Linked DNA regions of Mus musculus: region 1 is linked to region 2. The links are chromatin loops, found by intact Hi-C in ENCODE. Cell type or tissue: gastrocnemius. All regions are shown on one strand. Each heading gives the region's core, and the rest is flanking DNA. Links, peaks and the distances in the headings are about the cores only. Region 1 overlaps Klhl2 (kelch-like 2, Mayven). Region 2 overlaps Klhl2 (kelch-like 2, Mayven).

Evidence for each region. A loop is a pair of places that touch in the nucleus more often than their neighbours do. Peaks named below come from ENCODE experiments on the same cell type or tissue, not always from the same donor. Only the 100,000 strongest peaks of a DNase experiment are listed, where the experiment ranks them.
Region 1: a loop joins it to region 2, with 1.8 times the contacts of the local background. A loop is called at or near these places in 10 of 42 quality-filtered maps.

Annotation. Positions count from the first base shown.
Region 1 is chr8:64,782,247-64,793,343 of GRCm38, reverse strand. The region is part of intron 4 of Klhl2 (kelch-like 2, Mayven); the gene reads left to right. Gm46040 (a long non-coding RNA gene) reads right to left here. Exons shown (of 4, transcript XR_003947556.1): 3 at 8,817-8,929. Among named protein-coding and RNA genes, the nearest start is that of Gm46040, 12 kb to the right of the region's middle. In gastrocnemius, for the core only: no CTCF peak of the experiment used is centred there; a DNase peak (open chromatin) is centred at 4,412; H3K27ac peaks cover 1,355 bases.
Region 2 is chr8:64,828,456-64,839,552 of GRCm38, reverse strand. Klhl2 (kelch-like 2, Mayven) reads left to right here. Exons shown (of 15, transcript NM_178633.3): 2 at 4,985-5,110. Among named protein-coding and RNA genes, the nearest start is that of Klhl2, 16 kb to the left of the region's middle. In gastrocnemius, for the core only: no CTCF peak of the experiment used is centred there; a DNase peak (open chromatin) is centred at 4,894; H3K4me3 peaks cover 1,623 bases; H3K27ac peaks cover 2,433 bases.

The DNA.
Region 1 (11,097 bases), core at 1,186-9,185, 46 kb after region 2:
CCTCGGGCATCTTTCCAATAAAAGTCCCACCCGTTCGTTCCCAGTCCACAGATGTGATTTCTGTGGGAATTGTCTTAGCTGCTTTGAACTTTGTGCAAGCAGAAGCCTCTAGGATGTGGTTGATGGGGGTGGCGGGGTGTGGCGGGGGGGGGTGGTGGTGGAGGGTGTGCGTGGGGGGGGTGCCTTCTAACCCACACTGGAGAGTTTGTGAGCTTCATTTAGGTGGTGTTTCCACAATCTCTCCTTTCCTGCTAAGTGAACCTTTATGCGTTTCTGCTATGATATGGTGTGTTGATAAGCACGCATGTTAACAGTTTGGGGTGTTATAAAAAGACCTAAAGAGCCATGATGGGCCACGCTGAGCTTAACAAATGCCTGCGGTTAACCCCGTGTTCGGGTCAGCCAAGCTTTCAGTAAGATGGGTGGATTTAATTTCCTATGAAGTACAGTCTTATTTGATTTTTCCCCCTTAGGTGCTTTGCTATGTATCTTTCTTTCTATTTTTTTTTCTAGCAATAATTTGTCTTACTGTCTTGATTTTATGCCTCACATTAGCTTTGAGATACAAAGTTGGGAGGTGGTTGTCTGAATATTTAACGTAGAGAGGGTTTGGGGGACAGATGTAATTTCTTATGAAAAACAACATGCAGCTGTCAAGTAGCTATTTCTCTTCCTTTTTAAAAAAATGTGTATGTGTGTGTGTATGTAAGAGAGAGAGAGAGAGAGACAGAGACAGAGACAGAGAGAGACAGACAGAGAGACAGTCAGTGTGGAAGCTCTGGAGCATGAATGTGGAGGCCAACAGACTACCTCATGTCAGCCTTAGGAACACCATCTGTCTCCTCTGTGAGACAAATTGTCTCATTTCTCATTGGCCTGGAGCTAATCAGTTAGAATAGACAGGCCAGGAGAGCTGGCTGTTAAGTCCCAGGCATCCTCCTGTCTCAGCCTTCCCATCCGCTCTGGGATGACGAGAGTGTGCTGAGCCTGGCATTCTTTTTTTGTTTGTTTTGCTCTTTTAAGACACGATCTCTCTATGTAGTCCTGACTGTCCTGGAACTTACTATGTAGATCAGGCTGACCAGAGATCCACCTGTCTCTGCCTCCTGAGTGCAGGCCTTAAAAGCGTGCCAGGCAGTGGTGGCACATGCCTTTAATCCCGGCACTTGGGAGGCAGAGGCAGGCGGATTTCTGAGTTGGAGACCAACCTGGTCTGCAGAGTGAGTTCCAGGACAGCCAGGGCTACACAGAGAAACCCTGTCTCGAAAAACCAACAACAACAACCAAAAAAAAAAAAAAAAAAAGAAAAAGAAAAAGCGTGCACCGCCATTCCTGGCTTTGGCATTTTGATGTGAGTTCTGGGGGATGAACTCAGCCCTGATGTTTACCAGGCAAGAACTTTACCAGCCCTGAAAACAGTTCTTCAAGGGTTAGGATTATATTGTATGTGTGTGTGTATCTGTGTACCTGTTTTGAGTCAGAATTGTTTCTAAGGATATAAAACAACAAAAAAGATTAGCTCTCGCCAAAACTTACAAGATTCCTGTTAGAAAAAACTGTGTGTGATTTAGAAAGGAGATGCAGCCAGGCATGGTGGTGCAGGTTTGCACCAGCACCCAGAGGGCGTGGCTAGGCAGATCCCTGAGGAGAAGCCTCCTGGCTTTGTACACACTGAGTTCTAGGCAATCCAGCACTACATGTGGAACTCAGGTGTTCCAAAAAGAAAGAAAAAGGAGGAGGAGGAAGATGGGGAGGGAGAGGAAGAGGAGAGGGAGGAAGAGGGGGAGGGGGAAAGGGAGAAGGAAGAGAATGCAGGTGTAGGAGAAAGGTCAAGGAGAAGGGGAAGAGAAGGAAGATCAGGAAGGGAAAAGGGCAAATGTAATAAAGCAATCAGTGCCCCCAAGGAACTCTCTGAATTACTTCCCCCAGTGTAGAGAATGATTGCCACAGAGCGAGGCCATGGAGATAAATTATTCTGACAATTATATTTGGCATTTAATTTGGCAGTTGTTATCCACAGTTCTAAAGGTGCTGGCGCTCCACCTTTGAGAGCTAAGGGTATCCTTAGTTCTTCATCTGCAGACACATCTTACCAGTGCCCTTAGAGCAACTTGACATGCCTTTTTAAGATTTTAATGTTTTAAAGGCAACTTTTGAGGTCTCCTGAGGGTACATACTGCTTTCTACTTCCCATCTTAGACACTGAATTAGTTTTTCAGCTTGTCAGTCTCATTGAACCGGTCTCATGTTGTTGGTGTATTGGTGGCAGGCTGGCTTTGAACTCGCCATGTAGTTTAAGGTAACCTTTAACCTCTCACTCTCCTGCTCCTTCTCCCTAAGTGATGTGCACCACGTCACCCAGTTTTATGTGGTGCTGGGGATCAAACTCCAAGCCTTTACGAACAGCTACATTTAAAGCCGTAAATTATACTCTTGGAAAGGTGGACAGGAACTTAGTGGTAGTCTACTTTTCAGTCATTTGAGAGATTCTAAATATACAGAAAGAAAGACTTTTGAAGGATCTAATGCAGACATAGAAGGCAGATTTGATTGTGGGGGCACACAGCTGTGTTCCTAGTGTGCTGGAAGCAGAGGCCAGAGGCAGAGGCTCAGTGTTGGCAGACAGCATGACCCTGTCTCAAAAACAAAAGCAATATAAACAAACAAACCAAAGCAAGGCACATGGAGCTTTAGAGGCTTTTTCAATATTTGTTTCCAGGTAAGACCTTGGACTGTTGTTACTCAGGCCAATCTCAAACATGTGAACCTCCTGTTTCAGCTCCCGAGAGCTAGGATTATCAATGTTTACATTTTCTCCTTTGTAGTGAGAATGTATGGAGGCAGCGCTAATGTCAATGAGACAAAAGTACAGCAATTTCCAAAGGGATAATAGGATAAGAGACTTGTTTTACAGCAAGAGGCTGCCTGGATTCCATATCTCAGCCGCTTGATCAAGAGCATTGAGTGAGTTTTTACAACGTTCTGGACAGCGGAATGTTTTACAAATGAGAAAATTGTGGCACAGGAGGACTCAGGTTTTCCAGGACCACATAGCTGCTGTGGAATGATTCTAGATTCAAGGCCAAAGTGCTCTGGGTAAACTGTGGCCTGGTGTCCATTCTGTATTCTTCTCAGCTCACGTTCCTGAAGCTTTTAGCAACAGTGTGACAATCTGGTGTTAATATCTACACCTCCTCACTCACAGCCTCAATCTGTCCATGGGGTTTGAAGACCTCTTGGAAGGCAGTAGTACTGGGGTGAATGGAGAGCTGTGCGTGTCCCCACTAGATCGATGGAAGACAATAAAATATATTAACACAATCCCTGTTAGCATTGGAACTCCAGGGTGGCTGGCGGTTTTGTCTCTTCGTTTCATTTCTGTATCTCTAGAATCTAGATTACAAGTTAGTACAGAGGAGGTGGGTATCCATTACGAATTTGTTAAATGAATAATAAGTCATTATTAAGTGAATAAATGCTCAGAGTTCTTGAGAGTGAATGGAAGTTAAGCCACCAAGTCACCCTCACCCCATGAAATGGAAGAAGCCTGGACTGAAGCATCCCCCAGTCCCCGGCTATGACCCTGGGCAGGACTCCTGCCTGGCAGAACCCTGCAGAGTGAGAAGGTGGGACAGGAGAAGGAGCCTGGTTAGAGGTTGTGGTGGGAGGGGGCTTATGGGTAATGATGGGTTTCGTTTTAAGAATATTTGGCCAGGAAAGGAAGTCTAACTGACATGAAACAACCTCATCCTGTGAATGAAGAGAGCGGATCCTAGTGCTTCTTTGTCGTGAGATTGAATTCCCTGTGCCAGGAAACAGAAAAACCTTGGATTAGAGGCAGTGCTAGTGATCGAGGGCCAGGCTCTGTGTAAAGTGGTGAATATGTTTTCAGCAATGCTGCAAGCAAGGTAGTTGTTGTCTGCATTGTGTAGTTGTTGTCTGCATTGTGTGTTTGGGCCACTATCAGGGAAGTCTTAGGTTACAAAAGATGGAAATAGCAGCTATAAAAAGGATACTTGGGGTGGGGAGGGGCTCTCAGACGGCCTGATGACTACTCTGCCACTCAGGTTTTCTTCCCAGTTCCTGATTATACCACTGCGAAGTCCATCAGCCACTGGCATATTCTGTTAAAGAGTCTGTCTCTCTTAAAACTTTAATTGTCTCTGGCAAAACTTGGTCTGGAGGTGTTTGTAAGATTAGCTATGATGGGAACTAGTTGAAAAAGAGTTTTGGGCCCTGCTACTGGTAAATATCTCAAGTGATGGAGCTTGGGTAAGGCCGAATTGGATGGAGGGAGTCAAGGTAGGTGTGTCTAGGGGTGGCAAGTTATGGGTGGGTGCTTAGAGCAGAGGGCTGCTTTCTGGTTGCCAGGCTGCAGTTTTGAGAGGAAGAAGTGTGACTAAGATGCTGGCAGGGTGCCACAGACAAACACCTTCCTGTTTGTAAACTGCAAGGTGGGTGTAGTCCTGCATCCCCCAAGAGAGGAAGAACAGGCTTCCTGTTTCTTCCCTGTACCCACTGAAGTCTCCGCAGCCAGGTGGTGGTGCGGCTCAGTGGTGCTGAAGCTTAGAACCATCCTGAGTCTGTAAATGAGCAGCGAGTTGAGAAATAGACCCACTGAGTATTACTTAGAGTCTGGGAGCTGGGTGCTCCTGAAAAGTGCTGATTTTTATTTTACAATGAGGTCTTTTTAGTGTGTGTGTGTCCATGTATGCACATCTATGAGCACCTGTATAGAAATCAAAACTCAACATGTTGAGTGACATTTTTCTTCTTACTTATTTATCTAGTTTATTTGAGACAGTCTTTCACTGACCCTTGAGCTCACCAACTCAACTAAACTAGCCAACAAACTCTAGGAGATTCCTGTCCCTGCCTCCCCAGGGCTGAGATGAGAGGTGCATGTCCCTGCTTGTGATGGTTTGTATATCCTTGGACCAGGGAGTGCCACTATCTAGAGGTGTGGCCTTGTTGGAATAGGTGTGACCTGGTTGGAATGGGTGTGTCACTGTGGGTGTGGGCATAAGATCCTCACCCTAGTTGCCTGGAAGTCAATCTTCCACTAGCAGCCTTTGGATGAGGATGTAGAACTCTCAGCTCCTCCTACACCATGCCTGCCTGGATACTGCCATGCTCCCACCTTGATGATAATGGACTCAACCTCTGAACCTGTAAGCCAGCCCCAATTAAATGTTTTTTATAAGACTTGCCTTGGTCATGGTGTCTGTTCACAGCAGTAAAACCCTAACTAAGACACTGCTCTTGGTTTTGGTTTGTTTGTTTGTCTTTTAAATTGTGGGCTCTTGGGAATTAAACTCAAGTCCTCATGAAAATTACAGAAAGTTCTTTGTCCACTGAGTTATTATTTTTCTAAATCCCCTCAATGAGAGTCTTACAACTTCTTCACGTGTGGTGATAATGTCATCTCTCTGTGCATGCCCTTGGGCAGCTATTTCCTTGTTTGCTTCCAGGTCATTGTTTCTGAGATGAACTTAAAAGTGTTGGAATATTAATATAAAGCCTACACATTGGTAGTACATTTGTGAGTTTACAGTGGCTGAGCTGAGCTGTCAATTTCATGTTCGTGGTTTCTTAGGTATTGGACTATATCTATAGCTACATTTAAGAGTCTATCTATTTATTATATAGTTACTACATAAATATACTATATATGTATGGTATATAGATACTATATAAAAGGTACCCAGAACCTTTTGTAGTTTCTTCTTCATAAACAGACTGCCAAGGATCCTGTTGGCTAGTTTAGTTAAGTTGGCTAAGGATCTAAAAGACATACTATATAAATGATTTCCCCCATGGAGTGAATGCCCAAGCTGAAAATGCACTACAGAGTCCAGTAGTCAGCCAGAAGTGTGCTTGTCTCAGCAAAGCATTTTGCATGAAATTTGGCTTGTCAGTGTGAGCTGGGCTAAAAGCATCTTAGTTTAAAGTGTGCAGCTGGGGAAAGTGGCAGAGGGATGCTTATTGTTTGCTTGGTCTTCCTTGTCTAGCCTTCTACTTGTCTTTGCTAATCAGTGCTCCCCTGCCCTCCACGTTCTTTATACATTATGGAATGTTTCTCCTGAAGTATATAGGCAACTATAGCCTTTAATTTGTCTTGCTGCGTTTGAAATTATCATATCTAAGTGAAAAAAAAAAGTTATTTCTCAAACGATAGCATTTTAAGTTAGGCTTATTTAATTAGCTACCATGATCTTTTACTTCATCTTTCTCCAAGCACGCTGCTGATTGCAAGAGCACCAGAGAGAAAGAGGATCCTCTACAGAACCCTGCAAGTGGTGTTCTGAGTAAAAGAGCCTCCCACAAGCCCATTAGGAGGTGTGGCCTTGTGGAAGGTGGAGCTTTGTTGGAGGAGGTGTGTGATTCAATGGTGGACTCAAGCCTTCCTGATGCCTGCCTGTCCCTACATAGAACTCTCAGCTCCTTCTCCAGCACTTTGTCTGCCAGCATGCTGCCATGTTTCTCACCATGATAATTGGCTAAGCCTCTGAAACTGTAAGCCCATCCCAGTGAAATGTTTTCTTTTACAAGAGTTGCAGTGGTCCTGGTGTCCCTTTATAGAAACAGAAATGCTAACTAAGACACTGCCCTGTGGTGGAAGGCCAAAGAGGGCAGTCTGATGAGGGTGTGGTCAAAGTTTGGGGGGGGGGGAGTGCACTTCATCGGGGCTCCCAGCACTCACTGCTTGTTTGCTAGAGTTCTCAAGGTAGAGAAAGGCGTTCTTTCACTTGCTTCCCTGCCTTTTGAAAAAGTAATATGTGACCATTCGAATGCATAGCTATTAGAACAGGAAGAAAGCTTTACAAATAAATAGAAAAGTTTTAAACTGCCACTAACTGGAGATAGTCTTCAAAAATAGTTGTGGTAATTCCTTCTTGAGCCATCTTTGTGTTTACACACACACACACACACACACAGAGAGAGAGAGAGAGAGAGAGAGAGAGAGAGAGAGAGAGAGAGAGAGAGGGAAAAGGCAGGACCTAGAGAAATAGCTCTGTGGCTAAGCATTTGCTGCTTTTCCAGAGGACACAAGTTCAATTCCCAGTCCTGGTGTAATGTGGCTAACACCCTCTTCTGGTCTCCACACACCTGCATTTACATTTGCATACCCTGTATACCCACACATAGGCATGCACATACACATAATTAAAAAGAACAAAATTCCAGGCCTATTGGCTCACTCGGGCAGTTAAGCCAATATGAGATCAATGGCTGTTAGTTCAAGGCCAACATTATCTAAATCGTGAGCTCCAGGCAACCAGGGCTACACAGTAAAACCCTGTCTCAAAAAAAACAAAAAACAAAAAACAAAAAAAAACCAGGATACCATATTGTATATTCTGCTTAGAAATTAGTTTATTGTGGTATGTTGGGTAGGAGTGTGGCAGAGGCTCATGGTAGGGTGCTCTGTGGTATCTTCATGAAGGAAGTCAATGAGTTTCAGAGCTAGTCATTATGGTGATGGCTGAAGTAAGAGGTCAGGCTGAAAGGATTTTGAAATAGGACCAAAGCAATGTCACATGCAAATATATTCCCCCAAGTAGTGAGTGTAGTTCTGTTTAAGAAGCATTCCAAATTGTATCTGTTTTAAAACACAGTGACAAATTGATTTCCATTCCGGTGGATTGACTTCTGGGCTACCTGGGCATTCATTCATCTAGGAGCCGAGAGTCCAGCATGGATGAACCTGATTTGACCTTACCGCTCCTTAGGGAGAGAGACAGCCAACACAGGGATCAATGCATAAGAATAATTTGGTTCATGTTGTATAAATGGTCTTTGTAACTGTGAAGGACTGAGCTGGCAGTGACAGTGCCAGGGCTCAAGTGGAGGTACTCAGTACTGACAGAACGAAGCAGAAGGAGAAGCTGTAGGAAGGGCCGGTCTTTGCTCATTCCACACACCCAAGAGGGATGTCTCTGCTTGGAGAGCATGGCCTTCCTCTGGATACACACCCCATGAGATGTAGTCACTCTCTCTGTCCTGTCACTCAGATCTGTGGGAAGTCATCGTTGCTCTCTTTGATGTTGCAGAGTATACCAAGGATCTTAGGATGCTTTCAGGTTATTTTTCTCAGTCTCAGGGCTAATACCACCAAAGTGGGAGTAAATGGAAAATTTCTGTTAGATAACCGAGAGATGTCTGGGAGGTTATTGTATCATTGTAATTCCACTTTCGTATGAGGTACGACAGGCTGGCGATCTGGCTCAGTAGAGCATTTCCTAGCATGGGTGAGGTTTTCCATTTAATCCCACTTCTCCCTCCTCAACCAAACCAAACCAAACCAAACCAAACTGAAACAACAACAACAAAAAAACAAACCATTGTTCCATTGAGTCGTAATTCTAGGACAGTGGTTCTCAACCTGTGGGTCATGACCTCTTTGAGGGTCAAATATCAGCTCTCATGCTTATCAGATACTTACATTATGATTTATAACAGTAGCAAAGTTATAGTTATGAAGTAGCAACAAAATACTTTTATGGTTGGGGGTCAGCATAACATGAGGAACTGTATTAGAGGGTTGCAGTCTTAGGAAAGCTGAGAAAGTTAAGAACAAATTTTAGAAACATTCATCTATTTGTTGGATCTTTTAGTAAGTTTTGTCCATTTTCTTAAGATAGTGTCTCACAGTGTAGCTCTGGCTGGCCTGGAAATCAGAGATCTGCCAGTTACCTCTACCAGTTACCCATTGTTGGGATTAGAGGTATCTGAACCGTGCCTGGCCATAACTAGATATTTTTATCTGAGATTGCTTCTTAGGTATTGAAGGTGCCACACACTTGGGATCTTACCTCTCGGGACAGAAGGAGGACAAGCTTGAGGCTGCTATGGTGTAGAGAGATCCTGCATCAAACGATAAGGAAAGAAACCGCCCTTTTCACTTCTGGGTGCTTCCTTCCTTTTCCTGACACAGAAGAAGATAAGCCCCAGAGTTATGACAGCCCATGTGCCCTTTTATTGACATGGAAAATCACACTGAATACTGAAAACACGAGACAGGAAATTTTGTCTCAGAAATTAGCCTTTTCCAAAATACATGCCATTTCAGGATTCTGCCATGTTCAGAATTATGAATCCTAATAAATTTTTAAATTTCTTTCTCTACCATGGCTTAATCTTGCTTAAATGGACTTATCTAAGAGTGCTTATATAATTCAAATAAATAGAAGTAACCTTTAGATGCACCCCTGTTAGTTTATATGTTTAATATAATAGCTTGTTGATTCTTTGAGAACTTCATACAGTGTATCTTGACCATATTTCCTATATTGTGCCTAACTACCTCGTAGATCCATCCCCACTTCCTAGGCCCTCCCAACTTTGTATCCAGTTTTTTAATTCAGTAAACCATTGAGCTGCATTGGTCCACAACATTGTTTTAAGTTTCAAGGATTTTGTGCACGCATGTGTTCGAGTGTGCATGTGTGTGGACATGGCATGTGCACGTGCCTACATGAGTGTCCACAGAGGCCAGAAAAGTGTTGGGTCCCTGGAACCATAGTGGGCTACCCACTGAATTCCAGTCATCTAGAGAAGAGCAAGCATTTGTAGCCACTGAGCCTTCTCTCCAGTCCCTGATTTACAGTGAACCATGAGCACAGAATGTCTATGCTATCTGAAGTAGTTACCCCATTTTGGTTAATACTATTCACATGTCAGGCTTGTCTTATTTCCATGTCATATGTATGGCCTTAGGTGAGTTACATGGCTTCTCCAAGGCTCTGGATTAACTTCTACATAATCAGGATAATTAGGTGTTCTTGGCCGCCAGCTCTCTGCTTGTCCTGGTACTCCATTAAATACGGAAGCTACTCTGAGAATTGATTTTATTGAGTGGTTGTGTTTAGCACTGTGATGGAAAGGATAGCGTGGGATATTTAGAAGTCACCTAGAGATGGGATTGAAAGTCTTGGAGTTGTAAACTGTAGTCTATCTCCAGCTTCCCATGGCATGACCATATGACTTAGACATCATCTATAACCCCTCTTGAGTTTGAATTCTTTGTGAGGTAGATTGCAACCTAAGGTACATGGCCCCAGGGTCTCTGTGAACTGAGTGGCTCTGGTAATGGGGTGTGGTTCGTTTGATATCTTTTATTTTGTTTTGTTTTAACCAGCTGTTTAATCGATTCAAAGGTAGGTTTTGATGTGGCCATAGCTACTTTTACTGTTGATATCATGAGTGACTGGTGGTCACTAGATGTCATGTTGACAAGCTAGGATAATAATTTTTTTGTTTGTTTTGAGGCTGTGCATAATTAATTACATAATTATGAGTTCTTTCAGTTTGGTCATTGTAAAGTTACATCACAAAACCAAGTAAGGATTTACTAGCAAGATAAAAATAGTAATACATATTTTATACAGTTGACACACATGTTCAACATGTTTTTCAAGCCTATTAAAAACAATGAACTTATTGTTCAATCCATTAAAAAAAATCTAGTAGTCTATTCTCAAAAGAACCTTTCTACCTTTGCTTTTAAATACTTGTGTAGACTTACACATTTATTATTTTAATAAATTTTTAATCTTTTAATGGGCTAGCTCTGTACTTCTTAATGAATTACATTAAAACCAGTAAAGTAGATAAATGGGGCTGGAGAGAGGGCGCAGCAGTTGTGAAAGGTTTGTTGTGTGTTCATGCATATGGGAGGACAGATTCTAATACCCACGGAATCAAGCCAACATCTGTAACTCTGACCCGAAGGACGGTGGCAGAGAGAGGCGTGTAGAGACTTGATAGCTTCTAGACTAACCAAGAAAGTGAGAGTCTCAGATTTAGGAAGAGACCCTGACCCAAAGTAACAGGAGAATACCTGTACCCTCTTGAGGCCACTGTGCACATTGTCACGCGCGTGCGCACACACACACACACACACACACACACTCTTCTAAATTTTTTTAAAGCCTGCATTGCTTTCTTGGATATATATAGTTTATTTTGTGCAAGGTGTTCCACTGAGGGATGGTAACAGTTATTAGTTACTTAATCAGTGCCCTGTGATTCAGGTCCACCTCCAACTTCCACTTTTGCCCATAGTCACACTGAGGTGGGCCTCTGTTACAGAGG
Region 2 (11,097 bases), core at 1,219-9,218:
GAAAATCGCTTTAAGGAAGTACCACTACCGTGTGCCTTGATTATGTGTGGCGGCCTTAGTATTCATTTTGTAAAGCCAGGAGTTTCTTTCTGCTCTGAGCTCACTCTTTTGAGACAGGGCCTTGCAGTGTTGTTAAGGGTAGCCTTGAACTTACGATCTTCCTCAGTTTACAGAGATGCTGGGGTTACAGGTGTGTTCCTACCACACCCACTCGAAAATCCTAATTTTAAAAGGTTTATTTATTTCATGGCTGTTTTGCCTACCTGCATGTACATGACCCGTGTGCATGGCTGGTGCCAGCACAGGCCAGGAGAGTTGGATCTCCTGAGGCAGGTAGCTGTGGGGTGCAGTGTCAGTGCTGGGAACCGAACCCTGCTCTACAAGAGCAGCAAATGCTCGCAACTGCTAAGTCATCTTCCAGCCCCTCTTAATTACTAAAAAAAAAAAATGTTAAAACATCTGTCTGTGTGTCTGTCTGCCTGCCTGCCTGCCTGTCTGTCTGTCTCTGCTGAGGAAGGTATGTGCTTGCTGCATCATATGTGTGTAGGTCAAAGGACAGGACAAGGGAGTTGATTCTCTCTCTCCACTATGTGGGTCCCTGGGGTTGGAGTCAGGCTGTTTAGCTTAGAGCGCAGTGCATTTTCTCACTGAGACATCCCATGGGCTCCTGATTTGGTCATGTAGGTATAAAGCTCTTGCCTGTTAAACCATGAAGTTTTTTTTTTTTTTTTTTTGCTTTAGAACAGAGTCCATTTGTTTCTGTTCTGAACACTCAACACTCTCCTGTGATTATTGTTATCACTAATTTTCACTTACAATATTTTCCAGCTGCTGTAGGACTTCCATATTGCATGGCCAGAGAAGGGGTTTGCCTGGGTTCCACAGAGTTTGAGTGGGAATCCGCTGTGTCCTGTGCTGTGAGACAGGGGATACCTGTCTTCTGTGTCATGGCGCTCCCCAGTCCTCTCCCCCACCTGCCTCTTAGACTTACCAGATTATCCCCTTTCCACGATCTTTTTCCTTTTTAGCATTTGTGCACATGCGTAGTGCACATGCATTTGGGGGCCACAGGTCGATACTGTTTGTTTCCGTCTATGGCTGTCCATCTTAGTTTTTGAGACAGGGTCTTTTCCCAGATCTGGGAGCTTGCTCATTGGCTGGTCAGCCGGCACTCCCATTTCTAGGGTTGCAACTGTCCATCAGATGCTTGACTCTTCTGTGGGTGCTGGAGATCTCAGTCTAGGCCTTCTGCTTGTGCGTCAGGCACTTTTCTAACCGAGCCATCTCCCCAGCTCTCTAACATCCTTTCTTTAAAAAAAAAAAAAAATAATGTGTGTCTGCACTCTGCTCATGGCTGGTGCTGCTCACAGAGGCCAGAAGAGGGTGGAGGATCGCCTGGAACTGCAGGTACAGAAAGGGTTATGAGCTGCTGTGTGTGTGCTTGGGAATTGAGCGCAGGTCTGGAAGAGTAGCCAGTATTCTCTAACCACTGACCCATCCCTCCAGCCCCAGGATCCTTTCTTAAATCACTCTGTACATTCTCCGCAGTAGCTAATGGAGTGTGCCTCCTCTTATCCCATGCCAGCAGTGGAATTTGCCTCTGGAGGCCGTGCCCTGCGCTCACCCAGTTGTTCAGCCTTAAGAAACAAATCAACAGGGAAATGGGGTTCAGCCTGGTTTTGGTGGACAGCCTGAGAAGGGATCAAGGGCTTCGCCAGTGCTACTCTGGGTCTGGGGAAACAGCAAATCATGCTGAATTTTCTAGGTTTCCTTAATATTGACAATCTGCATCTTGGCTTTTTATACTGCCATCCATGTAGCCAGCCTGCTTTTTGGCTTTGTCCATTAACCAATAGTTCTCAGAAATCTGTCACCATCTAAATAATAATAATCAAAATTGTGTGTGTGTGTGTGTGTGTGCGCGCGCGCACATACTCACTCAACTTTTGGAGTTGGTTCTCTCGTTTCTAACATGTGGGTTCTGGCAGTCAAATCTAGAATGTCAGACTTGGCAAATGTCTCTGCTTGTTCAGCCATCTCGCCAGTCCGCTAGTTAGAGTTTTAATTTTTCAACTCCAGGCTAGCTTTGTATCTTTCTCCTGACTTTTGTGTCAGTACCCCACGTCAGTGCCAACCTGTGTGAAAATGATCTTCCTACACCCCAGATTAGTTCCACCCATAGCCTTCCTCTTGCTATTAAAGGAAACTCAATTGTTCTCCTTGCTGGGACTTTGGATGTACACAGACCTGGTTGCCGCTTCTTTGAACATAGCAAAAGCCAGCCACTTCTCTTACCCAAGGCAGCCTCCCTGTAACGACTTTGGTCAGTACTTCTCAATCTTTCTAATGCTGTGACCCTTTAATACAGTTCCTCGTATTGTGACCTCAACCTTAAAATTATTTGGTTGCTACTTCATAATTGTAACTTTGCTACGGTTATGAATTGTAATGTAAATATCTGATATACAGGAAATCTGATATCTGATCCCTGTGAAAGGGTCATTGGACCCCCCAAAGGAGTTGAGACCCACAGTTTGAGAGGAGGTTACTGCCGTACCTAAATCCCTTCTTTTCATTCTTGACCCCTCCCTCTAGACTCTAGTCCTAGTTTGCTTCCGGTTGCTCTGATAAACAGAAAACAAAACAAAACAAGCCACTCGGACAGAAAACAGCTTAGGGGAGGAAAGAGTTGCATTTCCAGATATCCATTTGTCCCTGAGGCTGTCATCGCAGGAACTCATGGCAGGAGCCTGAAGCAGAAACCATGGAGGAACAGTGTTTACTGGCTCGTTCTCTGCCCCTGCTCAGCAATCTTTCTTACATATATATCCCTAGCCCTGTGACAGTGCCATTCACGAAGGGCTTTCTCTTCCACATCAGTAAAAACAGGCTCACCGACATGGCCACCGGCCAGTCCGAGTTAGGCGTTTCTTCTTTTGAGGTCCCTTGGGTGATTCTAGGTTTTGTCAAGTTGACAAACCTAACCTGCCCAGGTGTCTTCATGGGGCAGTGGGTGGCTTTTGAAAAATGTAGACTGTAGCCTTTGTTACTCTGTTTCTCTGGCTGTGGGACTGTGCGGCTGGGTGGGCACTGTAGCTGGCTCTGCCTGTGCCTTCTTCGGGAGCCTTCTCTCAACCATCTAGCCTTTGTGCAGATCTCAGTTTCCACTTACTGTCCTTGATCCTATTCTCTGGCTTTCTCCCTGTCTCACCTACCTTGTCCTGTAGCATGCTACCTACCCAGTTTTTTGACTTGCCATACTTTTTGTGTCCGCCTCCCACAGACTGCAAAAATCTTTGCTTTATTCATTGATAGTTTACAAGTACACTTAAAAAACGTTGATTTTAGGAATGAGTGCATAATACAGTGTTTTTTGTTTTTGTTTTTCAAAGGAACTGCCCTTTTAGAAGTGGGGCAGGGGGAGAAGATCAGATCTGTGTGCAGGACGCTTGCTGCTGTTCTTTGTATCACATATGTGTGTGGATCTCAGGAGACTTACTGTGGTGCCTTGGTTTTTAAAAGCTGATTTATTTTTTATGTGTATGTGTGTACCATATGCATGCCTGGTGCCTAGGGACGGTGACGGAAGAGGGTGTCAGATCCCCTGGAACTGAAGTTACAGCTGTTTAAGAACCAGTATGTGTGTTCTGGGACCTGAACTCACGCCCTCTGCAAGAACAACATGTGCTCTTAAACTCCAAGCTGTCTCTCCAGCCCGTTTTTTTTTTTTTTTTTGGACCCCATTTTTTGAAGTATAATTTATATTCTGTAAAATACATGTAATCCAATGATTTGTAGTAAATGTCCTGAGTTATGCATGTGTCACTTTGCAAATTCCCCTTGCGTCCATATAGTTAGCAGTTCTTGGCTCTCACATCACATTCCTAATTCTGACAAATTCTATGCCTCCACCTCTCAAAGGAACAGTTCATATCCAATACTTAAAGTCTTGTGTTCTTAAACACCATAAGTATAGGGGCTGGAGACTTGGCTCAGCAGCTAAGAGTGTGTGCTGCCCTGGCAGAGGACTGGAGTTGGGTTCCCAGTCCCTATCCTGGTGGCTGACAACTCTCAGTGACTCTAGAGAAGAGGCAATGCCCTCTTCTTGCTTCCATGGACTGCCCCCCAACATACAGATATATATTCATATCCATAAAAAGAAAACAAAGCTTTTCTTTAAAAAAAAAAAAAAAAAGAAAAATGGTCCATCTGAACATGGTTAACCTCTTTGACGCTGGAAGTGGTAGAGAGCAGTCAGGTCGGCTGTGCCTTGATACGCAATGTGCCACTCATTGCCTCCTTCCCACCTCAGTCTCTTCATCTGTGAAATGGGCTAATTATGGTAATTAGCTTACAGAGTTGTTGTGACAATTATAAATAATGAGAGCGTACCATTATCTGCAGAAGCTGCCGCTGTGTGTCCTGAACTTCAGTTAATATGATGAATCTCTTTCTAGTGTAGGCCCAAAATCCATGGGCTGAGTATCTTTGCAAAGAGAGCATGTTTAAATCAGGTTCTGCATCTGAAGTTTGCTTAAAGTAGTTTGCAAACAAACACCCTCCCTCTCCCCCTCTCTCCCCTCCCCGCTCTGTATAACATGTATGCATGGGTATGACTGTACTTTGATTATAAAAGCAAGTTGATTTCCAGCAGAGATCTTTTGCAGCATCTTTATTATTTAGAGAGCTCGCTCTGTTAAGCCATTTTCCCTGAATCTTCATCGTTTATATTTGACAGGTCTTTGACACCAGGGAGATAATTACCCACTTTTTTTTTTTTTTTTTTTTTTGTAGAAACCACAGTGTCTGTAGGAAAGTGCTCCGAGTTGAGTTGCATCTTACTCTCGCTTGGAGGACTGCCGCCTTCTAAATGAGCGGGGGAGGGTGGCAGGCATTCGGTTGGTCTGTAGCTTGACAAGCCGGAACTGAATTATCCTTTAATGAGAGCGTTGTCTTCCCTTTTTGTTCTTTTCTCTGTGTACAGATGCACAAAGCAGGGTCATCAGAAGCCCCTCGATTCAAAAGACGAGAATCCTGAGAAACATTGCCCACTGACGGTGAACCCCTGGCACATGAAGAAAGCCTTTAAAGTCATGAACGAACTCAGAAGGTAACGTCACTCTAATGCACACGCACCCATTAGTCTTCCTTTTATTTCTCTTTGTCCATAGGGGCCCCTCCCCTCCCCCATTGTTGCTCGAACACAGGGAACATCAAAAGCTTTTCTGCGAGGTTTTTAGGAGAAGCGAGGCCATCAGAAGCGAAGCGCAGGTGCTAGAGAGCTCCTCCGTCCAGCAGCGGCTGGTCAAGCCCGGCGAGTGAGTTCAGGCTTTCTCTAAGAAAAGTCTACTGTGGCTTTCCAGGGACGTCGTTCATTTCTCTTTCTTTCCTTTGAGAGAAGGTCCTGTGTATTCCTGGGTGAGGATGACCTTGAACTCCTGACCCTCCCTTTGCTGTCCAAGTACTGGATGACAGGCGTGTTCTACCACTGTGCTTCTGCTAATAAAATAGGTTTTTAATCTAAAACATACAGATTGTATGTTAAACATATCAGATATTCTGCCTATTCATTTGTTCATTTGTGTGTGTGTGTATGTGTATGTGTGTTATGTGTGACACGCACACGGTGTACATGTGTGGGCACATGTGACAGTTAAGGAAAGCCTGTGGGAATCACTTCTCTTCTACCACTATGTTCGGGTATTTGAACTCACGTCTTCAGCTTTGATGGCAAATGCTTTTATCCTCTGAGCCTGGGGACTCAGGGATTTAAATGGAATATTGTATTGAAATTAATCTTGTTTATTTTTAACTTTTCAATGTGACTACTGAAAAATCGTTACTTGCATTGTATTTCCATTCATTAATGCCGAGGACAGGCTTCTAATTCCAGCCATAAAGAATGCGGAGAGATACTTTTAGACAGGGAAACATGTAACTTGTTTTGGTGGTGACATTTGTGGTTGTTGGGGACAGTACCTGCCTGTTGCTAAGGTGATTCTCATGCATGTTAAGGGTCATTGTCACACACTGAGCCTTCCTGTGACACACTTGAAGTCCTAGCACTCAACAGGCTGAGGCCGGAAGAGCTCACGTTCAGGCCAGCGTCGACTATATAAAGAGATCTGGTTTAAAAGCTTTGGGGACGCACGCCTTTAATCCCAGCACTCAGGAGGCAGAGGCAGGTGAATTTCTGAGTTCGAGGCCAGCCTGGTCTACAAAGTGAGTTCCAGGACAGCCAGGGATGCACAGAGAAACCCTGTCTCGAAAAACTAAAAAAAAAAAAAAAAGCTTTGGGGATAAGGGTGACACTAAAAGCTGATTAAATAGGGTCTGGAGAGATTGCTCAGCAGTTAAAAGCTCTGGATGCTCTTGCAGAAGACCCAGGTTTTGTTCCCAGCACTAACATAAAAGGCCGGCTTTCAACCTTTTTGGGCGTCAGACATGCAAAGCCAAACCAACTGGCTTTTAGCAGGCACTCCTCCCCCACCCCTCCCCCACCCACCACTCCCCCTCCTCCACCCCCACCCCCTCCCCCTTGCTCCTGTTGGGCACTATAGCTTTGGCTTCCGTATTTTACCTTGGTCTCTGATTGACCTGGACACGATTCATTACACCATAGGAACGATTCATTACACCATAGGAACGCAATACCGACGGCTCCTTCCCCTGAGGCAAATGACTGCATTTTGAGCCATACTTGACTTTGAGTCTCTGTTTCATCCCAGGATTGTTTAGCCCTGGCCATCCCCAACCTGGTGTGGGCTACACGGCTGTTCACTGTGTTGCACTACTTCATGAGCCAGAGTCACCGGCCAGTGGTTCATGCTGATCGTCAAACAAAGGAGAGCTTTGAGAGTAGTTGCAGGTGGCTGCTGCTCCGAAACCAGGCTTGCTCTAACGATGTCACTAGCCGGTAGTATTTTTAAAATGTACTGTCAGGCTGGCTCAGTGGGTAATGTGCTTACTGTGCAGGAAGGAGGACCTGCATTTGGAACCTCAGAACGCACAGCAGTAGCCTGGAGCACTAGCACAGGTCTGTCTTCTCAGGGAGACAGGAGGCAGAGACAGGAGCATCCCTAGGGCTCCCGGGCCAAGTCTAGCCAGCCACCAAGCTCCACTGAGAGACCCAGTCTGAAACGTAAGGGAGAGCAACCGAGGAAGAGGCTCAAGATCAGCCTTTGGCCTCCATACATTTGCACATACGGGCACAGGCAGGCACATACACCAGTGCACATGCGTGTATACACCAACACGGAGTGAATTGACTTCACAGCTGGGAAACGGATGACTGTGGATAAAGCAGATTAAGGCTTTTATTCCGAAGAATAAAAGGAAGTAGACAAGGCTGAGAAGCAAGAAGACAGACTTGTGTTTTGGAAATGCCGTTTTTCGAGCAGTGTGACACTGCATGATTTAATACCTATACTGGGTAGAGGTCGGAGGCAGGAGGACGTCTGAGGTTAAGGTCTACGTAGTGAATACTAGGGCTGCGTAGTGAGTCTGAGTCTCAAAAAAAAAGTCACCTTTATTTCTTACCTTTTGTATAATTCTTTTAAAAACACAAACAAAACTTGAAGCTTTTTTTATTGTACAGCTGAAAGTCACTAATTACTTCCTGTCCTTGCATCAGCTTCCTATTGCCAGAAAAGGGTAGCCCAGGGTGGCTTCCTGACTTCTGGGAAGGGAGAACTTCCCTGTTCTCACTACTGTGCTTGGCATCCATTGGCCGCTAACCCTGTGGCTCTAAGTCTTAATGTGGCAGTGGTGGGAGGCGGAGTAAGGGGGCCTCACAGCTGTGCACTAAGGATGGCTTTGGTGAATTTTTATTTTGCTGGTGAAAACAAAGACCCTTTCATGAATCACTTTGTAAGGTATGGTTGCCCACACGTCTATCCCCAGTTAGAGGTAGGAGGGCAGGAGTGCTGTGAGAGAGGTTTATCTGAAGACGGACCACACATCCTGATGTGGGCAACACCATTCCACGGACCGTGGTCCTGGAAAAAGCCCTCTGCGTGCCAGTATCCCTTCTCTCTGCAGCCTGACCTACCCAGATATGAATAAGCCCTTACCATCATTCTGTTCCAGTACGACGGACTGGACTCTCAAACTGTTACCCAAATAAATCCCTCTCTCCCGAGTCCCAGGATTCACACACAGCTGTCTTTTCTGGTTTAACTTAGTTGCACAGCTGGGAAAGGACGGACCTAAGATGAGGTAAGGCTCTGTGCTGGCACTGTGTAGATGGGGTGCGAAGTCAGAAGGACAGCATCCTTCTAGGCTAGAAGACTGTGTGGGTTTGACCGAGTCTTCTGCGCAGTGTTATTCACCTATAGTTTCTGAGAATCCAAGTGGCAGGGTGACACGAGGGATTTGGGGGCTGGCTCTCGTACAGCACTGACTCTCTGGTAGTTGAACTTCACTTTTTCCAGTGGGAGGGGGTTAGTTTAAAACGAGAGTGTGTCAGAATCAAACAATGGAGCATTAACTCCCCACTCTGCGAACTGGCTCAGCGTTTTCTCTCAGTATCTTTTCAAGGCAAAACTTACCTGAACAGTGTACTTTTTAGACTCATGTTTACTATGTGCTACACAGGGATGAGCGCAGGAGGGGATGAAGAAGCAGGGAACATCACAGGTACCTTTTTTAAAATTTTGATTCAGGGTCTCACTTTGTATCTATTATGATCAGGCTGGCCTCTATCTCAGCCAAGCCGCTGCCTCTACCTCCCAAGTTCCCAAGTGCTGGCATTAAGGCCACTGTTCCTGCCCAGCTTTTTTTTTTTGTTTTTTTGTTTTTTTGTTTTTTTGTTTTTTCCAGGGTTGAGTAGGTCTTAATGTACCTGTGGTCTCCTTGAAATGACATAGCTAAGGATAATGGTGATCTGTTTAGCCTCCTGCCTGCACCTTCCAAGTACTGGACTTACAAGCAGGCCCCAGCATACCCAGCTCTCAGAACTGTTAGTGAGAAACTTAGATGGCCAGCTGTGTGGACATTAAAAAACGGTAGCAAAAAAGGGGCAGCATTTTATCTTCAGAGAAATTAAAGAAACACTGCTGGTTTCTAGGCTATGTGATTCTATCTGAGCTTGTTGCTGCAGTTCTTACCGAGGGTGTGGGCGGTGGGCAGTGTCTTAGTTTTATTAGAAGGAATGTAATTTTTGGCCCTTAAATTAAATCTAGGGGCCAAGAACGTTCTGTAAGAATGAACTGTGATTCACCTGTATGTCTTATATAATCCATACATACTCTGTTTTTCACTAGTAGTAGTGGTTTTTACATTGTACAAGAACAAAAAACTGCAATCTTTCCCTTAAAGGAATGAGTGTCACTCCCATCCCCCACTGTACCCAAGGATTGACAGAGGGGGAACCCAGTTTCCCCCTGGGATTCTGTTATCTGTCCTGTGTGGCTGTTCATACTTGGTTACTTAGAGGTCAGGGCAAGTGGCTTGAACAGTGAACTCAGGCAAGGCTGCCTTGGTTTTGATCCCTTTGTGTCAGGATTTTTAAAAGAGATTTTAGAAGAATCACATAGGGCGTGACTGTTTCCGTGCCAGTATGTTTGATATGGAAGAACGCTGTCAGGACCTTTTAGTTTTGTGCACTACAGTGGAATACAAGATCTTCCTTGAAGGACAGGAAGCCCTTCAGTCCTTCCAGATGTATTTATGCAAGAAGGATTGAGAGACAGCCTGGAGTATGAGCAGAGTTAACCAGCAGTAGTCTGCAGGGTCTCATAAGCACTGGTGGTTGATTTCTTTTTAATGGTCTTTATTGAGCAGGGAGAGGATCATTAAACTCTTCTAGAATGTGGAGAAGGGACAGTTTAAAATGACTTCACTAAAACAACCTTCTCTCCTCCTTCTCCCCGAGATGCTGCAACCCCGAGAGGCATGGAGTACCCACTGCCCCACCTCAGTTTGCCCTGGGTAGCCTCAAAACCAGACGTCAGAGTCTCACCCCACCCAGCCTCTTTCCGTTCAGTCTCAGCTGTTACGCCATCTCACTGTTACGCCATCTCTCCGACACACAGATTCCTTTGTTTGCTTTATTATGGATTTGCATGTGTGCCTGTGTGGATTTATGTGCACTGCATGTGTGGCAGTGCCCGTGGGGGCCAGAAGAGGGCGTTAGATTTTTGGAACTGAAGGTAACAGACAGTTGTGAGTGTTTGATGTGATATTTGGGATAGAATCCATATCTATTATAGTAGCTAGCAGTAAGCCAATAGGTACTCTTAACTGCTGAGCCATCTCTCTAGTTACCCCCAACTCCCTATAAAGACAGAGTTTTGCTGTGCTAGTCTGGAAACTCCTGCCTCAGTTTTCCAAGTGCTAGGATTACAGGGTTGCAGTGCCATCTTGTAGCAAGGTGTCCTGTGTATGTAGTGTGGGCTCTTCCCTATAGCTAGTCTCACCCACATAATTCTGACCCTCCCCCCTACCCACCCAGCGTGACTGTTTCCCCCTCAGAGAGGCAGCATCCCCCACTTCTCTCTAGTCTTCACCTTCCCATACCTTTTCCTTTCCCTCGTATTTTACTTTTACTTTATCCATAAGTAAATTCTCTTCTTTTAAGAGCAATGAGATGTTTTTGCAAGTCCCCAGATCTAAAGACGTCCCTTCTCTACGGACAGGGAGTCCATGCGTTCCCCAGGGACTCCTGGTGGCTCTGTTCTGTCCCTTTTCATTCCCGTTCAGCTGTCTGAAGTCTATCTGAAAGGGATGATAGACTCTGCGCTGGGAGCCGTTACCAGTGTAGAGCAGTTACGAAATGGTCGACAGTACCCGGCTTTCCTCTAAGTTCCCTGGTGGACTGACTGTCACGCTGTCTGTAACTGGTTTTCCTCTACCGTTTATCAGTGGCCTGTCCCTCTTCCTGTGTGTTTGCAAGTCTGAGGCACTGTAAATCTCAGGGGTGGAGCGCCCCCCCTCGCCCCAGCTCTCCCCACTCACTGAGTCTTGTCACGCCCAAGACTTAGGTTTTTCTTATGTTTGGCTGCTACAGGGATTGATTCACAGATGTCACCCACGAGCACGGCTTTGAGAAGACAAGGGCAGATAACCGTGACGTGTGGTCCAGGCTTCTGTCCTTTG